2 separate regions of the Homo sapiens genome follow, and region 2 is linked to region 1. Evidence: chromatin loops called from intact Hi-C (ENCODE). Cell type or tissue: OCI-LY7. All regions are shown on one strand. Each heading gives the region's core, and the rest is flanking DNA. Links, peaks and the distances in the headings are about the cores only.

Region 1 (5,362 bases), core at 78-5,077:
GTGTTTTCAGTAGAGACAGGATTTCGCCATGTTGGCCAGGCTGGTCTCGAACTCCTGACCTCAAGTGATCTGCCCCTCCTCGGCCTCCCAAAGTGCTGGGATTACAGGCATGAGCCACAGCACTCAGCCAATTATTTTCAAAGATAGCTGAACATCAGAATCACCAGGGAGCATTGTAAAAAAATTCAGATTCCTAGGTCTCACCCTGAGATTCTGGAACTGAGGTTCTGAGAATGGTGCCTGGGAAAATGCATTTGAAAAAACATCTCCAATGATGTACACCTGGAGCGGTGACCAGGAAAACATCTAAGGTCCAGGTCAGGGACAATTATCTGCCCAGGCTTCCAGGCCACCCTCCTGTGCTGAGACGGGGGATCCTCAGAGCAGGGAAGGGAAGCAGGAGGCCCCCCACAGGAGAGGAAGTCTCTCTGTCCTGGAAGCCAGTGCATCTCCACCACACCAACTGATGTCCCCAATGTCCCCGTGCTTTGTCATGGTTGTTCTCTGGGGGTGGGGAGAGGCAGGCACTTGGCTCCCTGAGGTCTGAGCTCTGCCAGGAGGGAGACCAGCCACACCCCTTTCTAAAAACAGGGCTTCCCCATAAAACCGTCCTGCAGTCTGGGATTTATGGGATGGCATGTTGGATTTGCGGCTCAGGAATCTACAAGTAGCAACCATAAATCTCACACCCTTGCTCTTGCTTGTAGGGTGAGGGGAGGGGAGCTCATTAAAAGCCTCCGGGAAGGAGGCCCCCCATTTCTGCAAGACAAAAGAGATTCAGCCCTGAGTCACACCTGCTCTCCCTAAGGTTCAGTGAGGAGCAAGGAGCCACCAGCCTGTGCCTGGGGTGGGGAGGACAGTGGGGCTGGGAGCTGGAGGAAGGGTGAGGCCAGAGGCAGCTGACTGGAGCAGGAATGTGGGGCCAAGCAGTGCAGGCGATGGGGACCAGCTGTTCTCCACCCGCAGGACAGGAGCCTGAGAGGAAGTGGCTGTCACAGCAGCAGAAGGGATGGGGGTCAGATGTAGGATGGATTTCCTGATGGAAGGATGGAGGTCAGATGTAGGATGGACTTCCTGATGGAAGGATGGAGGTCAGATGTAGGGTGGACTTCCTGATGGTGACAGGGGAGCAGGCGGTGGGGGTGGTGACCACAGCAGAGTGGATGTCTCTCTCTGCTGGGGACAACCAGGGCATTGAACCCAGCAGGGTCTTGGGTGTGACAGGGCAGACTGGGCAGTGAATAGTCTGTTGTTCCCTAGGTCAAGACACAAGATGCCTCTGTCATTTTTCCCTTGGGAGAGTCAGCTCCTCAGATTTGGGGGTCGAGGGGGAAGGGAGACAGGAAAAAGGCCTGTCACCTTAGTGCTATCTACCCCTCACCCCCAAGTGGGGACAGAAGGGCTCAGTATGACCAGCCTGAGGCCAGCCCGGGGCCAGGCACAGCACAGCCTTTGTCCCCAGACCAAGGAGCCATCTGGGGCTGTCCCCGTGCAATTGGTGCCAGGGGAAGAGGGCGATGAGTGTCCAGGGATACTGGCCCGGCAGTGGGGGGTGGAGGAAGTTGAAGGAGCAGAGTCCCACTGAGGAGCTGCAGGGTGGGCAGGCAGACCCCAGCCAACCTCCCCTCCCACCTCCCTGCCCAGGTAAGTCATAAAGCTCAGCCAGCTCCAGTTGCTTCTTCCCAGGGACACAGCAGCCGGCCCAGAACCTCCTGCTGGTGCCAGAGCCATGGGTGGCACAGAAGGAGGAAGGAGGAGCCAGGCTGGGAAGAAAGCCAGCACTTGCCAGAGGCCACTGTGCCCCCAGTGAGCAGGGCTGGCCTCCCAGAATGTTAGCAGGGGAAGACGCTCACACAGCCTCCATCCCCATCCCTTGCCCAGTGAAGATGCTGAACATCCAAGAGGGGAAATGGCTTGCCCAGAATCACGCAGCAATTTCCTGGTTGTTGCCAAGTGCACAAACGTGACCATATTGCTCCTTTCTTCTCCTACCTGGAGCCCTCCCCGCCCTTGCCCCTTCCCTGTGGCCCAGGCTTGACTGTTTTCTCCTACTCTGAACTGCGTGCCAAACAAACTCAGTTTCAAACTTTGGTGCTACCACTAGCAGGCTATGGAATCGCAATGACGTGATAAAACCCCTCTCACCCCTGGCTCCATTCATTCATTCAACAATTATTGAACACCTGCTGCATGCCAGGCACTGTTGTAGACCCTGAGAATCCACAGATGAATGAAACAGACATTAATTCCTTTCCTAATACTTTCTAACAGGGGTAGGGGGGTGCGGACAATAGACAGAATGAATACACAGTATGATGGATGGTGACAAGTGCAATGATGGGAATTCATGCAGGGAAGAGGGAAGGTGTGGGAAGTGCAGTTGCAAGTTTAAGTAGGGTGGTCAAGAAGGCCTCCCCAAGAAGCAGGTGACATCTCAGGAGAAATCCAGAGTAGGTGTAAGGTGAGGGGGTCAGTCATGCAGGGTCTGGGAGAAGCAGGTCAACAAGGGAACAGCAGGGGCAAAGGTCCTGAGGCAGAAGTAAGTCTGGTTCACTGCAGGACAATGATGTGGCTGGAGAAGATGCTGGATGGGAGTGCGGAGCAGCTGTGTTGGGCCTCGAGGGGTAAGGAGGGTTTGAACGGATGAGTGACATGATCACACTGAGGCTTTAACACGCTGCTGTGTTGAGAACAGACAAGGGGAGCAAGGGGAGAGCAGGGAGCCCGGGCAGGAGGCTGCTGCTGAGGCCCAGGGGAGAGAGCTTGATGGTGGCTGGGACCAGCGGGGGGCAGTGGAGATGGTGAGAAGTGGCTGGATTTGGGCTATATTTTGAAGGTGGAGGCAAAGAGCTCTGCAGATGGATTGTATGTTGTGGGTGAGAAAAGAGTCAAGCATGACTCTGCAGCAGGGTTTTCGCCAAGCAGCCGGAGTGGAGAGATAGAACAGTCACTGGAGGAGACAAGGCATTCTGGGAGTAGTGGTTTCAGTGGGAAGACCAGGAGTTGGATGTTGGGCAGGTGACATTTTCAACGTACAGTGGTATCTGAGCAAACATGCTGGGTGAGCCAACACAACACACCACTGGCACAGGGAAGATGTCCAGCAAAGCTTGGCTCTCCTCTCTCAAGCTACTGCCCAGACAAAAAGAGTCCTCATATAAACTTCATCAAACATCCCTGCAGACTTCCTTATTGCAAGGTGCTTTTGGATCCCAGGATGGAAGAGGGCCAGGAGACAGGGAGCAGGATCATCTCTTGGCAGATGTGAGGGGGAGAAGGGCCAGGGAGGCAGGGTCCCCCCTACTTAGACAACTGCAGGGCCACGCAGGGTGGGGCCCGTGCAAGGCAGGGAACCCCGGCTACTGGCAGACAAGCCCCATCTTCTCTCTTAGGAGGAAAGAAAGCTCCACAGAGCAGGCCAGGCCAGCCCCAGGGCCCCAGTGTCCAGACAGGGCAGATTCCCAGCCCACTGACTGCTGGGACAACCTGTGCCAGGCCACAGACCTAATACCTGCCTTGGGGCTGGACCCCTGAGAGACCTTGACCTGGAGACCATGGAGGTGGAGAAGGAGGTTGACAGAGCATCCCAGGAATCTGGGATGCTGTAGACTGGAGGGCGGGAAAGTCAGCTTCACTTCTCAAGCTCCTGGGGCCAGGACTGGAGTCTTCTCTCAGCAAACCCCTTCAAGAAGCCTCTTTGCCTTCCTCTTGAACAAAGCCCCGATTCCCCAGCCTGCACCCAAAGGCCCTTCAAGATCTGGGGCCCCTTCGTCTCTGGCTTTGCCCCTCTTCATTGCCCCTGCATGCTGTACAAGTCTCTGGGGCCTTCAGGAGCTTCCTGGAACTCACTCCACCCCACCCCCAGGACCACCAGGTGCCCCTCCTTCAATGGGGCGTGACTTTTCACCTGTCTCCCTCATCTGGAGCACGTTGGTCTCTATGCCTGGTGCTGGTGGCATACAGCAGGCATGTGTCTGCTTTACAGGCACATGTGGAGCACCTGCTGTGTTCCAGGCACATGTTAGATGCATCCCCAAGTCCCTCTTTTTGTTTTGTTTGCTTTTCTTTTCAATCTTGGTCTCTGTGGGCCCAGGGGCAGGGGTTGGGGGACGTAACTTGTGGCTGCCCACTTTCTGAAGCCCAGAGGGTCTTCCCTTCAGTCACGAAGGCTGACCACCAGCCAGGATCCCTATGACACCCTATCTCCCAGTCCCTGCCCCTGCCTCGGTCACTCAGCCACTTTGGCCCTTGGGTGAATTTCAAAGAACTAGAGGCCATGGCTGACCAAGTTTGCAGACGTCATGAGCTAGGACCTCAGAGACACTCCCTCCTCCCAGGGAGAACTGTGCCTGCTGGGAGCCTGCAGATACCATCTCTTCCTTCATCCTCCAGCTGACCCTGTTCTGCACAGCTGGAGGCCTTAGTTTCCAGGAGCCTGGGACAAACCTCAGGGGAAGCCAGTCACCCCTTAGCTGCCTGGAGCTGTGGCGGCGTCAGCAGCAGAAGCCTTGGGGCCTCCTCACAACCTTGCCCTGCCCCAGCCTGGATGAGAGAGGCTGCAGGCCTGAAACCTTCAGAGTGGCCAGAAATGAGGATAGCCAGGCCTGCAGTCACCCTGCCAACAAACAGATGCTCTGGACAGTCCCAGAGCTCCAAGAGGATTCCCACAGCCTCTGTTTGGAATGCAGGAAGTAGGCGGGGAAGGCCTTCCGGGAGCAATTTGGGCAAACCTGTTGGATGTCTGCTCAGGAGGCAAAGTGGGGATCAGGGTCGCCCTTGCTCCAGACAAATACGCCATTGTCTCCTAGAGTCTCACTCCAATCAGAAATGTCCTGCAGTGAGGAACACACGGTGTCTAGCCTTGCTCTCCAAAATTCTCTGCAGTTTGGTGTCATGGAAGAAACCCCACTTAGTAGCTGTGACCTGAAAAAACACCCCATGCCTCAGTTTCCTTGCTGCTAATTGAGAATAATACTTGGCCTCCAATCCAACTGCCATCAGCGTCCTAGACTTAACTTTCTCAGCTGCTTTCTGATGATGTCGCTTGCCCATTTAAAATCTTTCAAAGTGGCTAGGCGCGGTGGCTCATGTCTGTAATCCCAGCACTGTGGGAGGTCAAGGTGGGTGGACCACCTGAGGTCGGGAGTTCAAGACCAGACTGGCCAATATGGTGAAACCCTGTCTCTACTAAAAATACAAAAATCAGCTGGGCATGGTGGCACACGCCTGTAATCTCAGCTACTTGGGAGGCTGAGGCAGGAGTATCGCTTGAACCCAGGAGGCAGAGTTTGCGGTGAGCCGAAATGGCGCCACTGCACTCCAGCCTGGGTGTTGCAGCGAGACTCCATCTCAAAAAAAAAAA
Region 2 (5,362 bases), core at 205-5,204, 76 kb after region 1:
GAGGAGGATGGGGAAGAAGCCAGGGCCAACAGCTTGCAGTCAGATGCAGCCAACTGTGTGGTAGCAGGAGGTTTGTCCAGTGTCCACCCTGCCTCTCCATCCTATTCTGGGCTTCTGTTTTTCTGGGGGCTGTTTTTCCATTCCTTAGTCCCTCCTGGACTATGGGCATGGAAAAGGAGGGGGAGGATGGGAGGGGAGTTCCCATGATGAGCTCTGATGAGTGGGGAGTGGACCCAGGTGCTAGTCCAGACTCCTCCCCCTCAAATAGACGCAGCAAGGGGACCTGACTTCAGGGAGCCTCCAGCTGGTACTGGAGCCCTCTGCCAAGGGTGAAGGGGTAAAGTCAGGGAAGAGAGTCGACAGGACTCCTGCTCGAGCAAAGCAGAGAGGAGCAGAGACCACAGCCTGGCAGAGGGACTCCCCAGGTACCTGCTGCTGGGGACTCTGAGGGAGGAGTGGGGTTCACAGCGGGCAGGGATACGGAAATGGGTTGGAATTCTCTGCCCCATGTCCCCCCACTTCAGGGGCTGGCCCGGCAATCTGCATGCTGCAGACAGAGCCCAGGCAGCCTCCGGGGCATGGAGTTGTGCACCTTACAGTGAGGACCCTTTTAGAGACCCTGTTAGAGAAGAGGAAGGATAACCAGAGCACTTTAGAGCAAAGATCTGAGCAGAATAACCAGGCCCTGTTTATGATACTTTCTACTCTTAGATACAAGGACCCAGGAATCCCACTGAGGCAGCCAGCCCTCGAACACCTCTCGGGAGCCAGGCTACAGCCCCTAGCCCAGCTCCTGGCCAGCTTCATTAGCTCTCCTTTCCTCTGATGTGTAGGTTCTGGTTCCTGTGACCTCACTCCCCATCCTTCCCTACAGTGACAAGCTGAGCAAAAAAAGCCAGGATTTTCTTAAATTCCCCAAAGGACCCTGGGGAGGAACGGGTCATTTAAGGGGGTATATTCTGCTGTTTTTAAGAAAGAACAGTCATTGAAAAGGAAGTGGGGTGAAAAGGAAAGGGGATCGATGCACTCTGGGGCCAGAGACCCTGAGCTGCACCTTGACCTGTTTGTGGGGCTGCTACCTGCCTGGCTTGTTTTAGTTGGGAGTTCCTTCCCAGATTAGCCTTGTTGTGCCTGTCAATTTCTCCCCATGTATTTTTCAATAATCATGGGACTGCTTTGTTGATCATACCCTTGACTTATATCCCCAGCAAGAGAAGTGCACGTGTGACAATAACTGATTACACGGGAATCCACCTGCCCTCCCTCCCTCCTTCCGGATCAAGTTAGGATTCCAGCCCCTTAGGTTTGGGGTCTTAGTGTTAAATCTTGCCTAATCTCCTGGTACACTGAAATGAGGTAATGAAGGCCCAGAGAGATGTAGCCACTTGCTTAGGATGACACAGCATGTTAGCATCAGAGCCAGGAATAGAACCCAGGCCACCTAAGTCCCAGATTGGATCCCCGTCTCTCTCTAGGTTTGTCACAGGAGGGATCCAGAGATAGCTGCAGGGGATAGATCTAGAAATATAGTAGTTGTGTCTTGGCTCTATATATATCCTGGAGGTTGCTCTCTGCTAACTATATATACTCCACCAGAGTGGGTGTGTAAATGATGCTGGAAATCGGGTTATTAAATAACCAGCCTACCTACCCATGCTGACTCAAGCTGGGCCTCCTGCCCATCCAGCTGGCCAGTGGAAATGCATTGCACCTATTAATTACAGCTATTAGCTGTATTACCGGGACGCTGAGAGGCTGAGGGAGGGGAGAATCTTGACAGGACTTGGATCCACCGGGCACTGTGCTTGGTGTGGGCCTTGGCTCTGTCTGGAGAAACACGAAGGAAGTTTTTCCAAAAGGGCAAGGTTGTCCAGACCAGTGGAACTGTCCAGAGAGCCACCATCTGGGCCATGCCACATTCCTCAAAGGCAGTGAAACCACTTTGCACATGTGCCTTGCTGGGGTAACCCAGGACATCCTATGCAATCTCTATTGCTTGAGGGGCTGGAGAAGGGAGGCGCCTCATGCTTCCCTATTCCAAACCCCTTCCGCATAGCCCTGTGCCTCCCTCCTTCCCCGCAGCACTTGGGCTTCACTCACCTGCTTGCCCCCATGTTCTTCCTGGAGAGAGGAGTGATTCAGACCAGGCCCCGGCCTGACCTCCACGCAGGGCGCTTTCCTTCCTTTGTTCTCAGCTTCTCCGCTTGAGTGGCTTGAGTGCACTTCTGCTCCCTTTCCATAGGCCCAGGGGCAGAGGAAGGGCAGAGAGGTGAACTGGAAAAATCTGCAGGTGGTTAAGGCTAGGGAAACCTAAATGAGCCTTTGGAGAAAGGGATACTCTTGCAGACTGAAGCTGAGCTCCTGAAGCTCCCTCTCTTCCCCAGCCAGACTGCAACAGATACCAGAGCGGCCCCTGGCTCCTGCTGAGGGCCGGGTCAGCCAGAGGTGGGGGACAGCGTGTCCAGCTGGGGCAGATCCAGCCTCAGCCTCTACCTCAGACTTATGTGCCAGGGAAGAAACCATGTCTTTACCCTTTTGTATCTACCTCTCAACCCTTTGCCCAGCATAGGTGCTAAATAAAAGAGCCTGTTGGCTAAAAGAACCCTCTTTGCTGTCTCTTCTCTGCATGGTGAGGATGGGATTTGCATTGCCCTGAGCAGTCAAAGGAAGGGTATAATTGCTCCCTATAGGCTTTCCTAGGGTGTCAGACAACTTGGGGTTGTTAAGGAAGGGAGGAATCTGACTCGGTCCCAGGTGTCAAAGTAAAGCTACACTGGATGAAGGGGTCCGCATTTGGATGGAGGAGGGCCTGTCGTGTGTGCAACCTGCAGAAGCGAGTGGAAGCCCCCAGCTAGAACCTGGTGTAAGGTGGCACAAGCCGGAGGCTATTTTAAGCCAGCTTGCTTCCTGTTCCCCAACCACAGGTATATGGTGATGAGGTGGGGCAGAGCGGGTGGGAGGGGAAAAAAGGAGGCAGCAGCTGGGCATTCTCTTTCCTCCCTTGGACTCACCCTGTCTCCAATGTGAGGAATGACATCAGCTCCACACAGATCAGGAAACACTGAGGTTTCAAAGAGCTGTTGTTTAGAGGCTTGACTCCTCCCCCAGCCGGTGTGAGAGACCTAGCGGGCCGCCTCAGGGAGTGGCAATGACTGGGCCAGACCCAGAGGGTTCTGGGAGCATTAACCCCAGCTTGCTTCTCTCTTCCTGCCTTTCTCCTGCCCCCTCTCCCTCCCCTGCCTTTCCCTGCAGATCTCTGGTGAGTGTTCCCCCAGCCTGGCGTAGGGCATGCCCCAGTTCACTTTCGCCTGCTTCTGTGGTCTCCACGGCTTCTGCAAAATGAAGAGGAAGAAGGAGGAAGTTCACAGAGAGCGGGAGACGGCGGTGTGATCAGAACCAGGGCCCCTCCATCAAGCCCCCAGCAGGTCCCAGGCCTGATGGTGCCTGCTTCTGGCTGGGGCTTGGAGCAGGAAGCCGTGTGTGTATCTTAAGTCTTGATTTAGCCAGTGCTCTTCTCAGCCTGACTCTCACCCGAGGGCATCAGCCTCCTGTGTGCCTCTCATCCTCCTCATGCCCACACCCATTAGCTTCCAATTCTCAGACCTCCTTGGAGAGAGGCCCCAGCCACACAAGGGGGAACCCCAGGACCTGCCGCATGCCTTCCAGAGACTGAGAAGCCCCAGGGAGGCCAAGGAGTGAAACTTCTTTCCTGCCCTGAGAGCTTCGGGGGACTCTTCTCAGGGTAACCGCATGAGGCATGTGCCGCCTTGGGCTAGGAGAGCTGTTGCTAAATGGGAAACTGGCTGCTCTAGCAGAGAACTTCCAGCAGCCCTGACCCTGGAGAAGGCCTCCAGGGCGGAAGTGTGAGACTCTCCTGGGATTCCAGGACCTGGGGCAAGAATCCTTTTCCAGCCCCCTGCCAGCATCCTCCTGGGCCAGGTGGGGCCAGGCCTGAGGTGGCCAGCCCAGTGAGGAGGAAGGCAGAGGTGGCCAGTGGCTCCGTGGCTCCCTCTGTTCTTGCTCTCCAGAAAGCAGTGTTTCCTCCAGCCCCGGCCCTGACCCACCCGTGTTCATGATGCCTGTGCCTCCTTGCCAGCATCACAGATGTGGGGAGGCCTGTTCCCCAGGCCCTGACTCCCCTCCTCAGGGACTGTCTTGCCGTGGCCAGACTGAGGGACCCCTTTCCTGGACTGAGCCGTGCCCTCCCTTGATTCTCCTGTCTCCCCTGCCTTTTTCTTCTCTCCTCAGAAGCCATAGAGGGGACTGCGTTCATATGTGGTGCCTTCAGTGGAAACTCTTAGGGTGGGGGGACCTCTAGGACCTTCCTCGACTTTTTCCCTCATCCCCCACCCCCGCCAACCTTCCAGCTTCAGCCTCTGCCCTTACCCCCAGCCCATTTCCAGGAGGTAGGAAGCAAAAGAAAAAAGCATTTCCTTCCCTCTTTCCTTCTTCCTTCCTTCCTCTCTCCCTTCATTTTGGTATAACTTAGCCTTTTGTCTTTAATCCTGGAGTTCTCCGGGGCTAGAAGACAGGCAGAGACGAATGCCAGCAGCAGAGATGCTTCAGGCAGATTCTGTAAGCCTGTTCTCCCTCATCAGGGAGCAGCTCAGCCAAGGAGCAAAGTCAGACCCCCTCTAGCTCCCCAGGGACAGAATAGCCCTTCTGACAGGTAAACAGGTGACCTGGGTAGAGAGGGCAAGGCCCCAAGATAGGAGAGTCAGGGCTCCCCTTTCCTTGGAATGTGGGCCTCTCTGGGCAACTAGGGAGGGCAAAAGTCTTCCTCGGCTGGTTCGCCCAAAACCTGGGAGAAGCAAGGGCACATTCTATGCTGGCAGCCTCTGCCTGCCCAGCTCATGCCCACACTCAGGGGCCTTTCCTGGGCTTTGGGCAGATTGGGTGGGATTCAGGTTGTCTTTATGAGGCTTGAGCACAGCTTGAGTTCCTCCTCCCATCCTCCAACCCCTTCCTTTGCCCCTACCTCCTAGCCCCCACCTTCTACAATCTGTTATTTCCTTTTATATCCAAAGAATTATAAACAGAAGTCCTTCCCTCAAGGGAACAGCAAGATTCAGCAATAAAGGCCAGTGGGGTCACAAAGGACAGAAGAAAAACTCCCTGGTTCTTTGTCCTCTTGGATAGTAGAGGCCTTGGGTGAGGCAAAGAGATGGGCAGAAAAAGTTACCTTGATACAGAGGCCAGAGAGCCTCCTGGAGGGCATGTGTTTCCCTAGCGGTCACCTGCGAGGCTGCAATCCTAGAAAAGTCACTTCTGTGGCAGAGGATGAAATTGTATCCCCGGAGACTCAGAGATATTGGGTGTTATGTCCTGACCACACAGGCTCACCAGGAGGAAAGGTTAGGAA

The links. A loop is a pair of places that touch in the nucleus more often than their neighbours do. Peaks named below come from ENCODE experiments on the same cell type or tissue, not always from the same donor. Only the 100,000 strongest peaks of a DNase experiment are listed, where the experiment ranks them.
Region 2: a loop joins it to region 1, with 7 times the contacts of the local background. A loop is called at or near these places in 3 of 110 quality-filtered maps.

Annotation. Positions count from the first base shown.
Region 1 is chr1:205,515,184-205,520,545 of GRCh38, reverse strand. The region is part of intron 1 of CDK18 (cyclin dependent kinase 18); the gene reads right to left. Among named protein-coding and RNA genes, the nearest start is that of CDK18, 13 kb to the right of the region's middle. RefSeq lists enhancers at 2,336-3,035, 4,438-5,138. In OCI-LY7, for the core only: a CTCF peak has its summit at 2,791 (motif pointing right); no DNase peak of the experiment used is centred there.
Region 2 is chr1:205,438,953-205,444,314 of GRCh38, reverse strand. It overlaps BLACAT1 (BLACAT1 overlapping LEMD1 locus), which reads left to right. Exons shown (of 2, transcript NM_001397426.2): 2 at 3,253-5,362. The coding sequence starts at 3,289. The coding sequence ends at 3,390. It also overlaps a transcript of LEMD1 not described here. Among named protein-coding and RNA genes, the nearest start is that of MIR135B, 6.8 kb to the left of the region's middle. RefSeq lists enhancers at 581-1,093, 2,814-2,933, 3,335-3,916, 3,917-4,496. In OCI-LY7, for the core only: no CTCF peak of the experiment used is centred there; DNase peaks (open chromatin) are centred at 3,104, 3,394 and 3,734; H3K4me3 peaks cover 1,992 bases; H3K27ac peaks cover 2,162 bases.